Regions from separate parts of the Homo sapiens genome. Here region 1 is linked to region 2. Evidence: chromatin loops called from intact Hi-C (ENCODE). Cell type or tissue: endothelial cell of umbilical vein. All regions are shown on one strand. Each heading gives the region's core, and the rest is flanking DNA. Links, peaks and the distances in the headings are about the cores only.

Region 1 (7,782 bases), core at 2,409-6,408, 220 kb after region 2:
CACTCCAGCCTAGGCAACAGAACGAGACTCCATGTCAAAAAAAAAAAAAAAAATTCTGAATGTCTAGATATGTGTGAGAGTTCCTAATGCCTGCTTCCTGTCCTAAACAGTTTTCTAAACACGTCATACTAACTTCACATTACACATGGTCATTTTAAGTTTATCAAGGGAACATTTACAAGTTAATTAAGGTTCTCTGAATAATTGGCACTGAAGAAGGTCAAAGTCATACTTACTGGTATTTTTTTTGTCTCCTGCACCCACTTCTTCACCAAGTCACTCTATTACTGCAATGTGGTAATTCACACACATACACCTATATCAGCATCTGAGTTGAGCATGGTAGTTAAGTCACTGCCTTTCTCTAATATGCTCATAAAAGTTGATCCAATAGGCAGTATTTCATACAATTGAATTTTCACATGAAATCAACTCCTGATATTAAACTTTATGTCAAGAAAAGTTAATTGAAATCCATACTATAATTGCAATAGCGGATTATACGTAAATCTTTATCATCTCCAACTGTGCAAAACTTTCTGTTTTCCTACTGGGGAAATAAGCAATACAGAGAGGACTATATGCAACGGCCAGTGTGGTAGATTATTACTAGGCAAGACTGCAGAGTGGCAGGGGCATAGGTTCTGGACCAAACAACACAAGGTGCCATTTTGCCACCTACTAGCTCTATGTCCCTAGGAGGGCTTCTTCTCTCTGTACATGTTTTCTCCTCTCCTAAATGGGGATGGTAATAGTACATATTCAGTAAGCTGTTATAAGAATCAAATGGGCTAATACATCTAAAGCACCTAGAACAAATCCTGACACACAAGTGCTACAGCAGTAGTAGTAGCAGCAGCAGTAGTAATAAAAGAAAAATCAAAGGGCAGAATTTTCTTGTAAGATATAGAAGGAAGCCTTTTGTAGAACTGCAGTGGTCTTCCCCCACTACTTGTGTACATATATGTACAATCACTGTCAGCGACTTCATTTTCTAATATGAAAAGGTCAACAATAGATAATGTAGAATTCATACACACTGAAAACTCCAATGCAAGCAATCTCCTTATATATGACAAGTTGATGTAAATAATTTTTATTTTTCAGGAATAAAATTGAGAACTTTACTATAGCTTACTTCAAAACAGACAGCTATAGAAAGTTAGTGTTTTTCTTACAAAGACTTTTAAGCAATGACTTTTGTTTCAGCTTATCTCTTCAATTTAATTATTGTAAAATTCTGCAGGACCTTTTAAAACTACAGTTATTACTTTTACAAGGAGTTCAGATTCTATATTCTATTTCCAGACTGACTTATTAAATGGTTGTACAACTCTTGGGTCAGAAGCAAACATTAGAGGTTTGCTAATATAAAGATATTAATCATCTTTATATCTTCAGCAGGACTCTACCTAACCCAATACAGACAGATGAAAAATCTATTTTTAGTTTTTAAAAGCACCTAAAGAAAAATTTATAATATTCCTGAGAAAAACACTACAGCTTCAAACAAATCAAAACTCTGATTGGACTCTATTTAAACCTAAACCCTTTGTGCTCTACTATAAATCTCATTCATCTAGCTTAATCTTTTATCTTAAGTTCAGGAACAGCTGGTCAACATCTTTTTGATAATCAGGCCCACCCTAAAAGAGTTGTTTTTTTTTTTCCCCTGATGGCCAAATTAAGGAAAATTTTTGAAAGGTGAATAAAATACAATGTTAAATATAGTTTCAAATACCATCACTCCATTCTATTTCAAAAGCATTTCAGAATTTACAAAACTTCTTATATCTCATTTGATCCTCATCTCCTGAGCTAAACTATTATCTGAAGCTCCTTAAATCCAATTTAAAGAGCCTCAGAGAGGCAACTGACTGATTTAAGTAACCTCAATCTTTAAAAGGCAAAATCACAACTGAGGCAAATGGCTTCTAAACCCAGTAATCTTAATACTATACCATGCCATGCTTATATTATGCAAATCATCAAAGAGAATCAATTATGCAGAACGTCAATTGTTTTTCACTTTTCATGTTGGTTTTCTTTTCAAATCCATAATATCCTTTAAGTTCACACATGGGTCCCACAAAGGACAGGATGGAATGGAGTGAAGAGTAAAGTAGATCCACATTAATTCCGGAAGCAGGTAAAGCTCTAAGAACTCTGCACACTTTTGTTTTAAGCAATATCATACTATTCCCCTTGTGGGTCAAAATTAGCCATTGACAGTCACTTGGCTACACAATGCTAATTTTCCACTTTTATTCAGCCTTTTTCCTTAAATGTTTCCCTCCAAGAAGACTTTGATGAATTTTTAATCATTCTACATATATATCATTCATATAACTGAAAAAGCAAAAACCTAGTCTAAATTGCCTTACAGGTATTATTTCCAATCTAGCTCTAACTCTATGTACAACATGTCCTTGGGAAAGAAAGAAGGGGAAATAGCCTCTACTTTTTTTCTTTTTTTTTTTTAGAAGGAGTCTCGCTCTGTCACCCAGGCTCAAGTGCAGTGGCATGATCTCAGCTCACTGCAGCCTCCACCTTCGGGTTCCAGTGATTCTCCTGCCTCAGCCTCCTGGATAGCTGGGATTACAGGCATGCGCCATCTCGTCTGGTTAATTTTTGTATTTTTAGTAGAGACGGGGTTTCACCATGTTGGCCAGGCTGGTCTCAAACTCCTGACCTCAGGTGATCCACCCAACTTGGCCTCCCAAAGTGCTGGGATTACAGGCATGAGCCACTAGGCCCACCCGTCTCTACTTATTTTTAACACTGATAAAATTGAGACAAAATGAAACGAGTTGCCTAACATCTCATTATATTACAAAAATTAAAAAGGAGGATTACAGCTCAGGTCCACCACTGGAAGTGCCAATGGGCTGCTTCTGTAACTTGGTTAGTCTTTTTGGTGCTTTATATCCCCTTACAGTTATTACTAATGTTATAATTTTCACTTATTGAAAACTATGTCATAGGCAGCATGACTATATTATCTCATTTAATAACAACAACCTTTCAGGATAAGTATCATTGGACCCCATTTCATAAGTGAAAAAACTGATTCTAAATGAGATAAAACAGTTTACCCAAATTACATGCCCAGTAAATTAGGGTTTGAACTCAGGTTGCTGTGAACTCCAAAATCCATCTGTTTACCATAATTCTACACTGTTCTGTAAAATAAAAGGCTTGAACTAAAATGCCAATTTCTGAGATTCCTTGGGTCCCCAACAAGCTATATTTATAAGGTTTCCAGGCAGGGTGTGGTGGCTCACGCCTGTAATCCCAGCACTTTGGGAGGCCAAGGCAGGCGGATCACCTGAAGTCAGGAGTTGGAGACCAGCCTGGTCAATATGGTGAAACCCCATCTCTACTAAAAATACAAAAATTAGCTGGGCATGGTGGTGCACGCCGGCAATCCCAGCTACTCAGGAGGCTGAGGTAGGAAAATCACTTAAACCTGGGAGGTGGAAGTTGCAGTGAGTTGAGATTGCACCACTGCACTCCAGCCTGGGAGAGAAGAGTAAAACCCTGTCTCAAAAAATCAATAAAAAATAAAAATAAGGTTTCCATTATGCCATGGTCCTCAAACTTCACATGCACAAATTTGATTAACTTTCCAAAGGTCAGCAAAAGATAAGTGAATATCCCATGCTGCTATTTCTTTTATTAAACCTCTTTTTCTTTTTCACAAGTCCAGTGACAGCAATAAAAAGAATTAACAACAACAAAAAAATTACCAACAGCTTGTGGAATATAAATTAAACAATTTCTTCCCTTTTTTCTGTTTTTAATATCATGGTTTCAAAAGACATAAACTGAATTCATTGTAGCTACCAGAATACAATTTAATTTGTTAAAATAGATTCCTTGAAATATACAACATGAAAGTAGAATATTTATTCTATGAAATATAAGTAGTTTCTATATTGTCAGTAACTATTTAAAATGCCAATACATACTAATTGTCATTTTTTGATAAATTATTCTGAATTCTTAAAAATCAAACTGTTTTTACAAATTGTCATGTTTGAAGAAGACCAATGACATACACATAATAATAACCTGCTACAAATAGCTCTTTAAGGTCTTTCAAGAAACTTCTGTACATGAAAATATGGTCATTTCAGTTCATTCCTGGCTCTTTATTCACCAGAATTACTCAACTCTGAATGAAATCTTAGAAGCTGCCTTGGGTTGGCATGTATGAAATGTCAAATGCAGTCTGCTAGAAACTAACAGGAAATATTCATCACCAAATAAAATAGAAAGAAGACAGCAAAATTTTTAAAAGGTGGCTGAATGTTGAATCATGGTGATACTTCAATCAAGTAGAAGGCATGCAATTAAGAGATGAGGGTGAAATGTGAACGCGTACCATTATCTTGTGACTAAACTTAGTTTCTTCGTGGCATGCACAGGAAGTTAAGCTTAATCACAGGATATGCAATAATAGTCACAGTATTCCAACAGAAATCCAATGACAACAAAAAACCCAAACAATTTCAACTAATTTTAAACAGAAGGCAAGCTGAGTCATAGTTTTTCACAGCAGGGAATAATGGCTTCCATGAGGGGTGAGCTTAATGAGCTCTGAAGGTAGGTTTTCTAATTAAATTATTCACAGAGGCTTCAATAGTCATCTTTCCTCTTGACTACCTTTTAAAACAATTACATCTTTAACAAATGTACCAATTAATCTTCATCTCAATAGAAGCAAAAGCAGCTAAGTGCAAGATATGTGACAGAGTCCCTTGGTACTGGAAAGCAGCCCTTTGTTCATTCTTTCTTTCAAAATATAAGCACTTTCTGTGAGCTGGGCATGGATGCTGGAAACATGGCTGTGAGCATCCTCCCACACCCTGCCTGCATGGAGCTAGCCATCTAGCAGGGAAGGTGAAACTGAGCACACTCCAGCAGGGTGATAAAAACAGAGATTGAGAACTTTGGGAAAGTGCAACACCTAACCTGGGCTTGTCAGAGGCGTTTGAACCAGAGCAACTCCATCTTGAATAAGGACTGGGTAAAATAAGGCTAAGACCTGCTGGACTGCATTCCCAAATGGCTTGGGATTCTAAGTCACAGGATGAGATAGGAGGTTAGCACAAGGTACAGATCATGAAGACCTTACTGCAAGCTGTTTTAGCTTGCAGTAAAGAAGCCGACCAAAACCCACCAAAACCAAGATGGCAATGAAAGTGACCTCTGGTTGTCCTCACTGCTCATTATACACGAATTATAATGCATTAGCATGCTAAAAGACACTCCCACCAGCACCATGACAGTTTACAAATGGCATGGCAACATCAGAAAGTTACCCTATATGGTCTACAAAGGAGAGGCACAAATAATCCACCCTTAAAAAACGGACTAGATAACAACGTATTAACTGTTTAACCATCACATAAAATAGAGAGTATTTGAGTTTCATCTCAGTATAAACATTTTTTATTCCTACTCTCTATCAGCCCATTAATGATTAACACTATAATCAACACAAACGTATTAATAATTTCCTCTTAGAAAACAGTAAAGCATAAGAAAGACTGTTTTTCATATAGATTTCTAATGCATAAATGGATTAACTCAGTATGAGGATTTTAAATCAATAACACAATTAGATTACTTAAAAACCAAACACATATCCCTTCTCTGCCACATTTTTCTGACTCTAAAGGATATACTTTGAGTTCCTATACATTAGTACATGATCCAGTACACAGATCAGCACTTGCTCCACTGGGGAACTCTAGGCTGGATTGATTACATCTGTGTGTTTTGGCTCAAATTCAAGCCATGGAAAGTTAAGGATTAATTCATGTGTCAAGGAACTCTAGGACAAAGAGTTAGTGACAGTTTTATAGAAGCTCTTAGAAGCAAATGTATCTGCCTGCTTCACCCTTCTGTCACTCACCTCCATGAAGAAGGTTCATTTCAATCAGCATAATCTTATATGCAATGATTATACAGTGACTCCAGTATCTATCACTTTGGTAGGTGACACCATTGTGTCTATATGCACATTTGTATGAAGCTTCAAAGCCTTGGAAAAACTTGATGTGTTGAAAATTATTATAGCTTATTTTCTCTTCATTGGTAAAAACCAATTGATTAAAAACCAGCTTGAGTTTTGGTTCAGCTGAAATAGGAATTTGCATTGCCCCTATTATTAACTATCTTAACTCCCACAGATTTTGTTAAGATGTTTTGTACTATCTCCTTTGATACTCTAGAACTACAGAACAGTGTTGAAGTGTTACAACTCTGAGGAGAGAAGAATATACAGTAGTTCTTTTTTGTTGTTGTTTTTTTGGGACAGGGTCTCCCTGTGTAGCCCAGGTTGGAGTATAGTAGCATAATCACAGCTCACTACAACCTAGACTTCCTGGACCAAGTGACCCTCCCACCTGAGTAGCCAGGACTACAGGTGCATGCCACCATGCCCAGCTAATTTTTTTTTTTTTTTTTTTTTTTTTTACTTTTTGCGGAGATGAATTTTCACTATGTTGCCCAGGCTGGTCTCTAACTAGGCTCAAGCCATCCTCCTACCTCAGCCTCCCGAAATACTGGGATAACAGGCATAAGCCAATGTGCCTAGCCTTTCCTTTTTCATTATAGTCAACCTGTAAAAAATATTCTATTTAAAGCATTTTCAATATAGTAAGATAAATAATTCTGTGTGTGTGTATGTGTGTGTATTGTGTGACAAAAGTAGAGAGCTCTATGGTGTTGCTTAATTTCTGTGTTCCATGATATCCAAAAACCTGGGAAACCACTTTGAAAGGCTCCAGGCCTAAGGAACAGAGTAAAGAGGAATCTTCAGGCTTCCTTCTAAATTTTTGCAGCCACAATTACCCTATTAATAAAGGAGACAGGAATTCCTATTAAAAACCCCAAATAAAGGGATAACAAGCACACAGGTCTTGAATATTTCCCACAAGGAATAGCAAAGTTAGGAAGGCATTGAACAACTTGCACAAGGTTGAAACCTTGTGGACTAGAAGCACACCATCCCCTAATAAATGTCTTCGATACTATTTAAAAATGTACCCAGGAGCCAGGCACAATGGCTCACACCTATAATCCTAGCACTTTGGGAGGCCAAGGCAGGAGGATCGCTTGAGGCCAGAAGTTCAAGACCAGCCTGGGCAACCTAGCAAGACCCCATCTCTACAAAAAAATTTAAAAATTAGCTGGGCATGGTAGCACACACATGTAGTCCTAGCTACTTAAAAGGCTGAAACAAGAGGATCGCTTGAGTCCAGGAATTTGAGGCTACAATGAGCTATGATCATACCAGTTCACTTCAGCCTGGGTGACAGAGTGAGACCCTGTCTCTCCAAAAAAAAAAAAAAAAAAAAGTATCCAGGATACATAGGGACAGAAATGACTGTCAAAAAGGAAGAAGTTCTTATACTCACAGATCCCTTGAAACAGGAGGCATGACATGCCAGGCAGGGCCACATGGGGAAGCACCAGCGTTGGTCAAGAGGCAGAGGGAACAAGGGAAAAACACAGGCTCATGCCCTTATTGTGGATTTTGTGGGAAGGAATGGCCAAGGCAGGGTAAGCAGGCTGAGGGGGCTTAGGATGTGCTGGTTTAAATCATTTCTGTGGGCTCTGGTTGTCCGGTACATGGCGCTGGGGTGATGAGGGCAGGGGAATATTGGCTGGGAGCATAAGAGCCCAGCAGAGGGAAGAGGGGTGAGTTCTGACTGATAAGTTTGCATATGAGAGGCTCATTCCCTGACTAGTTGTTTGCTATTTCTAGAC
Region 2 (7,782 bases), core at 1,960-5,959:
GAGATATGTCCAATCAATACTTAATTTATTGAGAGTTGTTAGCATGAAGGGCTGTTGAATTTTGTCAAAGGCCTTTTCTGCATCTATTGAGATAATCATGTGGCTTTTGTCTTTGGTTCTGTTTACATGCTGGTTTACGTTTACTGATTTGCCTATGTTGAACCAGCCTTGCATCCCAGGGATGAAGCCCACTTGATCATGGTGGATAAGCTTTTTGATGTGCTGCTGGATTTGGTTTACCAGTATTTTATTGAGGATTTTTGCATCGATGTTCATCAGGGATATTGGTCTAAAATTCTCTTTTTTTGTTGTGTCTCTGCCAGGATTTGGTATCAGGATGATGCTGGCCTCATAAAATGAGTTAGGGAGGATTCCCTCTTTTTCTATTGATTGGAATAGTTTCAGAAGGAATGGTACCAGCTCCTCCTTGTACCTCTGGTAGAATTCGGCTGTGAATCCGTCAGGTCCTGGACTTTTTTTGGTTGGTAGGCTATTAATTATTGCTTCAATTTCGGAGCATGTTATTGGTCTATTCAGGAATTCAACTTCTTTGTGGTTTAGTCTTGGAGGGTGTATGTGTCCAGGAATTTGTCCATTTCTTCTAGATTTTGTAGTTTATTTGCGCAGAGGTGTTTATAGTATTCTCTGACGGTAGTTTGTATTTCTGTGGGATTGGTGGTGATATCCCATTTTGTTCTTTAAACATTCCAGACTCACTGCTGCTTTAGAGACTGCTCTAACTGTTCCCTCTCTCTGGAAAGCTCTTCCCCTAGATAGCCACTTGGTTATCTCCTCAGTACTTTAAGATCAATGAGCCTCTTCCCTGACATCTCTATTTAATACTTCCTACATGCATGTGTGTGTGCACACACATACACACACACTCTCTCTGACTCCCTTAATGACTATATGATTACTCACACACACACATGCACGCACACATTCTGACTTCCTTAACCACTATATGATTATTTTTTTCTTAGTCTCATCAACTCCCTTAAAACTGTAATATTATTTGTTTCCATAGACCTATTCTTCTAACATACTCTATCATTCATCTAGCTTTGTATGTACCTATCTATCAATCATGTTTACTGTTTATTGGCTGTCTCCTCCAGCTAAACTGTAAGCTCTGTAAGGGAAGTGAATCATTGTCTGCTTTGTTCACTGGTATATCTCAAACACCCAGAACAGTGTCTGGCGCTCAGTAAGTATTCAAAAACTGTTTGTTAAGTGAATGAATACAAGCACTGGTACTATTGCTTCTATCACTTCTACCACCACCATTCATATTAGAAATATACAAACAGTAAACAATGACAAGTCTTCGCCAGTTTTCCAAATCACTAAGGATGTCTATAAGACTACTTCTACAATCTCCTTTTGTCACATGAGGTCACAAAATTTCACAAAGCGGAGAGTTGAAAGAGAAAAGAGTAAGTTATCATTACATTCCTTTTAACTTGTAACCATCAAACCCATAATTATTAGCCCATTTCCTCATTAAATATCCTCTAATGGGTAGTAATCTTTTGAGGGCATCTTAGCCTACTTTGTGTTGCTATGAAGGAATATCTAAGGCTGGGTAATTTATCAAGAAAAGAGGTTTATTTTGCTCAAGGTTCTGCAGGTTGTACAAGACGCATGGCGCCAGCATCTGCTTGGCTTCTGGTGAGGGCCTCATGCTGCTTCCATTCATGGTGGAAGGTGAAGGGGAGCCAGCATGTGCAGAGATCACATTGTGAGAGAGGAAGCAAGAGAGTCTGAGGAGAGGTGTCAGCCTGTTTTTAACAAGCAGCTCTAGAAGGAACTATTAGAGCAAGTACTTACTCCCCCTACCCACTTAGGGAGGGCATTAGTCTTATTCATGAGGTATCTGTCCCCATGCCTCAAACAAACACCTCCCATTAGGGACTACCTCCAACACCGGGGATCAAATTTCAACATGAGGTTTGGAGGGGTCAAACATCCAAACCATAGCAGAGGATTTTTGTCCTTAATTTTTTAAAAAATTATTTATGGGTAAGAGGTATGTGAAAGTTTATAAAATACTGGAAAAGACACTGAATTGAACCTCATTCTAGTTCAGTGGACAAGGAAAATATGAACAAAAAACTAATTTGGAAGTCTCATAAATACCAATAAATAATGGTATAAGCAAACTAAAAGGAAATCAGAATGGACATCAGGAAACTGATGAAGAAAACAATAATAATAATAGCAATCTGTTGCTTGTCATGTTAGTAATCTTAGCCTTCACTTCTTCTAATTGTTACTCATGTGGTAGTTAAGAGCTCAGGAATTAAATTGCCAACATTTACTACCTGGTTGAACTTGGGCAAGTTATTTAATTTGCCTCAGTTCTCTCATCTGTTCAATGTAGGATAATAATAGCAACTACTTACTAGGGCTTCTAAGAAGAATAAATACCTTGTTTATAATAGTGTCTGGCACCTAGTGATGGTCCTGAAGTCAATAATCAGAAGTACCATCATAGTTATGAAATACTAAATAAATTATACAAACAAAAAATAAATGTGTACACATGCATGTGTGCATATGTGAATGAATGGATAGAAATGGTTTCATAACGTGATTATTTAATTAGCCATAAGAACCACTTCCTATCCACGCTAGATAGCAAAATTACATTACCTTTGTTAAATTAGGTGTTGAAAGGTCATTAGTTCTATATTACAAATTCTTATTATTAAAAAGTTGCTTTTATAACTATTCCAACAAAGCGTACTGTAAGAATAAAATCTGGAGCAGGAAAGAATGAACAGACACATAAGGCTCCCTATGGAATCAGCCCAAACCCAGTAAGTGTTCAAGATTACAGAAACTGAATTTCTGGCTTTACTTCAGCATTATTCTGGGTCCCAAAAATTTGCTTTCTTTTTAAGTATTTTTCAGTATCTCTTTTTTAGTGAATGTAGGATATAACCAACGTTAGAAGTAAATTGTAAAAAATGGTTTGCAAGTTTTCATTAAAATCTCATGACTATGCAAATACTCAGAATTTTTGCATAAATAATCACCACGACCCCCAAATGATGTTTTCGAATGAATCATGCAAACCCACAGTTGAGAGATTAAGTATAAAAAAAGACAGATATCCACCTCTGGCACAACTTCAAATGCGTCGATGGAGACAGAAAAATGTCAAACACAAAGATTACATGAAGCACTGCAGCTTCCATGGACAGGGAAGAAACTACCAATACTTTCTGTATGGTAAAATACTTAAACACACTTCAGCTTTCATGCATTATAAAGAGGATTGACTTGTAGAAACTCAGGACCAGTGGCTTTATGGATCTGCAACAGGGACCCCTATGCTGTATATGAACCTAGTCAAAGAGCTGCACTTCCAAATGCTGACATACTGCTAAGGAGATTGGGGCTTCTCTCTGGTCCTGTTCCTCTCTTTGACTCTTTGACTCTCTTTGATTCAAAGAGCAACTCAGAGTTTTCAGAATGATATTCTAATTTGATAGTAGTTGATCTTTTAAATTCTAGATAGTGAAGGGTTCCAGTAGATTCTAGTTAACAGTAATGTGTGAAGTTTAAAATGTATCTGCTGATAGAGAGGAAATTACTCATGGAAGAAATATCTCTGATGCATAACACACAGTCTGGCTGTACTGAGATAGTTGTTTCAAATGGAAAAGAATGCAGTTGGTAGTGCTTTTAATCAGAACTTTAAGAACCACTGGGTGACTTAAAAGATATAATGGTAGAGAAAAACCTCATTTGCAACAACAATGGAAAAAAGAGATAATACTTGGAAATAAACTCCAAATGTTTCAAACCTATAGGACCAACACTTTAATAAAACACTCTGCAAAACACAAATGTAGACTTGAACAAATGGAAAGACATTCCTGGTTCTTGATTAGGATGTCTCAATGTCATCAAAAGATGTTTGTACTCACTAAGTCAATTTATAAATTTTGTGACATCCCAATTAAAAAAAAACCAATAAGCTTTTTCTCCCCTGGGAAATAAACAAATGAACTTTACTACACATGAATTTTCACATGAAACAATAGCCAAAAGAGAATATCAAGAAAAACAATGAAAAGAAAGAGTTGTGAGGAGATAACAGCCACATCAGATATTAAAACCTACCACAAAATCTGTATAAGTAAAACGGTGTGGTCCTGGAACATGAATGCACATGCAAATCAATGAAGCAGAACAGCAAGTCCAGCAAAAGACCTGACCACAGGTGGAAATTATTCTAGTATATGATACAGGTGCAACTCAAAATGCTGGGGCAGCAAAGAACATTTTAATAAGTGCTGTTGGGACAATTGGAAAGCCATTTCCAAAAGATAAATTTTCATCCATTCCTCATGTCATCCAGTAAGCACAAACTTCAAATAGATCAGATTTTTAATAAGTAAAAGTATACAAGTAATTTTTGATGGATAAATTCCTCTATAATTCCTCTATAATCTGAGGGTAGAAAAGGCCTTCTGTGACTAAAAATCCAGATGCAGTTTTTAAAAATTGACATATTTGACTAAAAAAAATTGAATGGCAAAAACACCATAAGCAAAATGATAGGACAAATAAATTAGAAGAAAATATTTGCAAATAATATAAAGAACTAATATTCATAATTTATAAAGAACTTTTAAAAGTTGATGAAAGGAGATCAAAAGTACTCTAGAAAATGGGCAAAAGACAGGAATAGAAAATACACAAAAAAGATATAAAATTACATTAAAATATGAAAATATGTTCAATTTTACATAAAAGGAAAATTCATATTAAAATTATATTGAAAACAATTTCTCATCCATCAGTTTGACAAAAAAACAAAAGCTTGTTGGTGAGGCTGAAGAAAAACAGGCCCATTTTTATACATGATTTTCAGGAAGGCAAAAGGGTGTAAATCTTATGTAGGGGAATTTCACAATGTCTAACAAAAATATAGGAACCAGCTTGCAGGAGCTCTTACTTGACAAATGTAAAACAATAAGGTACCCAAATTCATTCATTACAACTCATTGAATTAAGAATCCATGAGTCTATACTTATAATAAATAAATACATACATACATAGGCAGACAGCTGGAGAGAAGGAAAGGCTCTTCCTTCTGGTAGAATGTCAACTGATGAGTGCAGGGTGTAATGGAATTGAAAATCACCCTTTACAACCATCACTGTAAGATTGTGGGAAGAATCAATGGGGAAAAGTTTGATGAGAAGCAGGATGTTTGTATGGTCTCAAAGAAAATGACCACACATTGCTTATTTCTTGCAAGGGAGAACATAATAAATATAAATCAATGTCTTGACTGGGTGATCAAAATTAACATAACTGAAGGGAGATGATTAGCAAAGGGCTCTGGATATAACACCCCAAGAAGGCTACATTACTTAGTATTGTGGGTGAGTAGGGGTTGGGAGTCTGAACTGAATCTAAACAAATAAATGGATGGAGAATTATGGGAGCCAAGTTTTTCACTGTTGGTGTGGAAGTGTGCAGATGAACAAGGACATAAGGCTATAATCCATCTATTCACACAGAATGCTCCACCTGGTAATGGATTACAGCTGAAGACATTAGTATAAACAAATGTTTAGCTTAATCTGGATATAGAATGTTTCATAAAAATATTTATAGATATCTATATTTTCATGGTTTTTATATATATTATATATAAATATATATATAATTTTCTTGCTCTGTCAACTAAGAGGATGTAGAAGAACAATGACATTCCAGTAGCAATGAGCATATCTAGTACCAGATCTTGATTTTCAATATCCTCCAGTGAAAGGAAGCAGGGTTCCCTGAAGAAATAGCTGATTCTAGGACAAAGGCAGGAAATATACATGAGTCTGGGTCTTGTAGTTCCAGAAAGTAAGGAAGTAAAAAAAAAAAAAAAAAAAAAAGGCATGGGGTAGGGGATGGGAGAAAAGAAAAAAAAATGCCGTAAGGGTTGACAACACAGATGCCACTGAAAGAGCTCCCAATGGCCAAAGCTGGAACAATATGAGCTAAAAAAAAAAAAAAAAAAAGAAAATGACGTATTGGAGTATAACCCAAAATACAAAATAAATATGTATCAGTCCATACTGATATAAATAAATAATTGATTAAGTAAATAAAGGGAGAAGAGAAAACTATCTTGTGCAGAAGAATTCCTAATAATTATGCTGAGGTTTTATAGATGTTATGTATGTATATTGCCTTCAAGGAGGTGGAGCATAACTCCTTATTTATTAAGTGTGGGCTACTTCCTAAAGAGTTGAGTATGAAAGCAGGAGTAGTGGGGGAAGAGTAATTGTACAGTAGAGAAAACTGAAAAATGCTTCTTCAGCCAGGTGATAAAGGTCAACATCATGTCAATGGTATATACTCTTGATACGATGTAATGAAAATGACACTTTACCTCTGCAGTCTTTCTCCCCAAAATTTATATCACCAATCTAATAATGAGAAAAACATCAGACTCATCCCAGCTAAGAGCATACAAAATGCTAAATAGTGTTCCTCAATACTGTCATGGTCACCAAAAATAAAGAAAGTCTAAGAAACTGCCATAACCAAGAGAAGCCAAAGGTGACGTGATGAGTAAATGTAATATGGCACCCTGGATGGAATCCTAGAACAGAATAAGGATATTAGGTAGAAACTAAGGAAATCTTTAAAAAGTCCACACTTTAGTTAATAATACTGTATTGTTACTTGTAAATGTACCATACTAACGTAAGATGTAAATAATAAGAAAAACTGGATACAGGTTATATGGAAACTCTGTATTAGCTTTGAATTATTCTGTACATCTAAAACCATTCTAAAAAACAAAGTTTATTTAAACTAAAAACAAATCCATGTCAGCTGAACAGCTTGTGCTAATCATTACTGCAGAATATCATCACAAAACACAGATGACCTGACGTTTCCTCACAGTTAGTTCTCCACAGCTCATGGGGTCATACAGCGCAGCCTAATTAAGAGATTTGGTAGTAAAAAGAGAATTAGAGAGTGGCTGGCAAGATGGCTGAATAGGAACAGCTCCGGTCTGCAGGTCCCAGTGAGATCAACACAAAAGGAAGGTGATTTCTGCATTTCCAAGTGAGGTACCTGCCTCATGTCATTGGGAGTGGTCAGACAATGGGTGCAGCTCACAAAGGGCGAGCTGAAGTGGGGTGGGGCATTGCCTTACCCCAGAAGTGCAAGCGGTCGGGGAACTCCCTCCTCTAGCCAAGGAAGCCATGAGGGACTGTGCCATGAGGAATGGTGCACTCCGGCCCAGATACTATGCTTTTCCCAGATTCTTCACAACCTGCAGACCAGGAGATTCACTTCCGTGCCTACACCACCAGTGCCCTGGGTTTCAAGCACAAAACTGCGCGGCCGTTTGGGCAGACACCGAGCTAGCTTTAGGAGTTTTTTTTCATACCCCAGTGGCACCTGGAATACCACCGAGACAGAGCCGTTCACTCCCCTGGAAAGGGGGCTGAAGCCAGGGAGCCAAGTGGTCTAGCTCAGCAGATCCCACCCCCATGGAGCCCAGCATGCTAGGATCCACTGGCTTGAAATTCTCACTGACAGCACAGCAGTCTGAAGTCCACCTGGGACCCTCGACCTTGGTCGGGGGAGGGGTGTTTACCATTTCTGACACTTGAAAAGGTGGTTTTCCCCTAACAGTGTAAACAAAGCCACAGGGAAGTTCAAACAAGATGGAGCCCACTGCAGCTCCGCAAAGCCGCAGTAGTCAGATTGCCTCTCTAGATTCCTCCTCTTTGGGCAGGGCA

Evidence for each region. A loop is a pair of places that touch in the nucleus more often than their neighbours do. Peaks named below come from ENCODE experiments on the same cell type or tissue, not always from the same donor. Only the 100,000 strongest peaks of a DNase experiment are listed, where the experiment ranks them.
Region 1: a loop joins it to region 2, with 14 times the contacts of the local background. A loop is called at or near these places in 1 of 110 quality-filtered maps.

Annotation. Positions count from the first base shown.
Region 1 is chr4:53,317,071-53,324,852 of GRCh38, forward strand. All of the region lies in intron 2 of SCFD2 (sec1 family domain containing 2), which reads right to left. Among named protein-coding and RNA genes, the nearest start is that of SCFD2, 45 kb to the right of the region's middle. In endothelial cell of umbilical vein, for the core only: no CTCF peak of the experiment used is centred there; DNase peaks (open chromatin) are centred at 4,411 and 5,791; H3K27ac peaks cover 2,547 bases.
Region 2 is chr4:53,097,878-53,105,659 of GRCh38, forward strand. All of the region lies in intron 5 of SCFD2 (sec1 family domain containing 2), which reads right to left. Among named protein-coding and RNA genes, the nearest start is that of SCFD2-AS1, 170 kb to the left of the region's middle. In endothelial cell of umbilical vein, for the core only: no CTCF peak of the experiment used is centred there; DNase peaks (open chromatin) are centred at 3,154, 3,634 and 5,824; H3K27ac peaks cover 3,939 bases.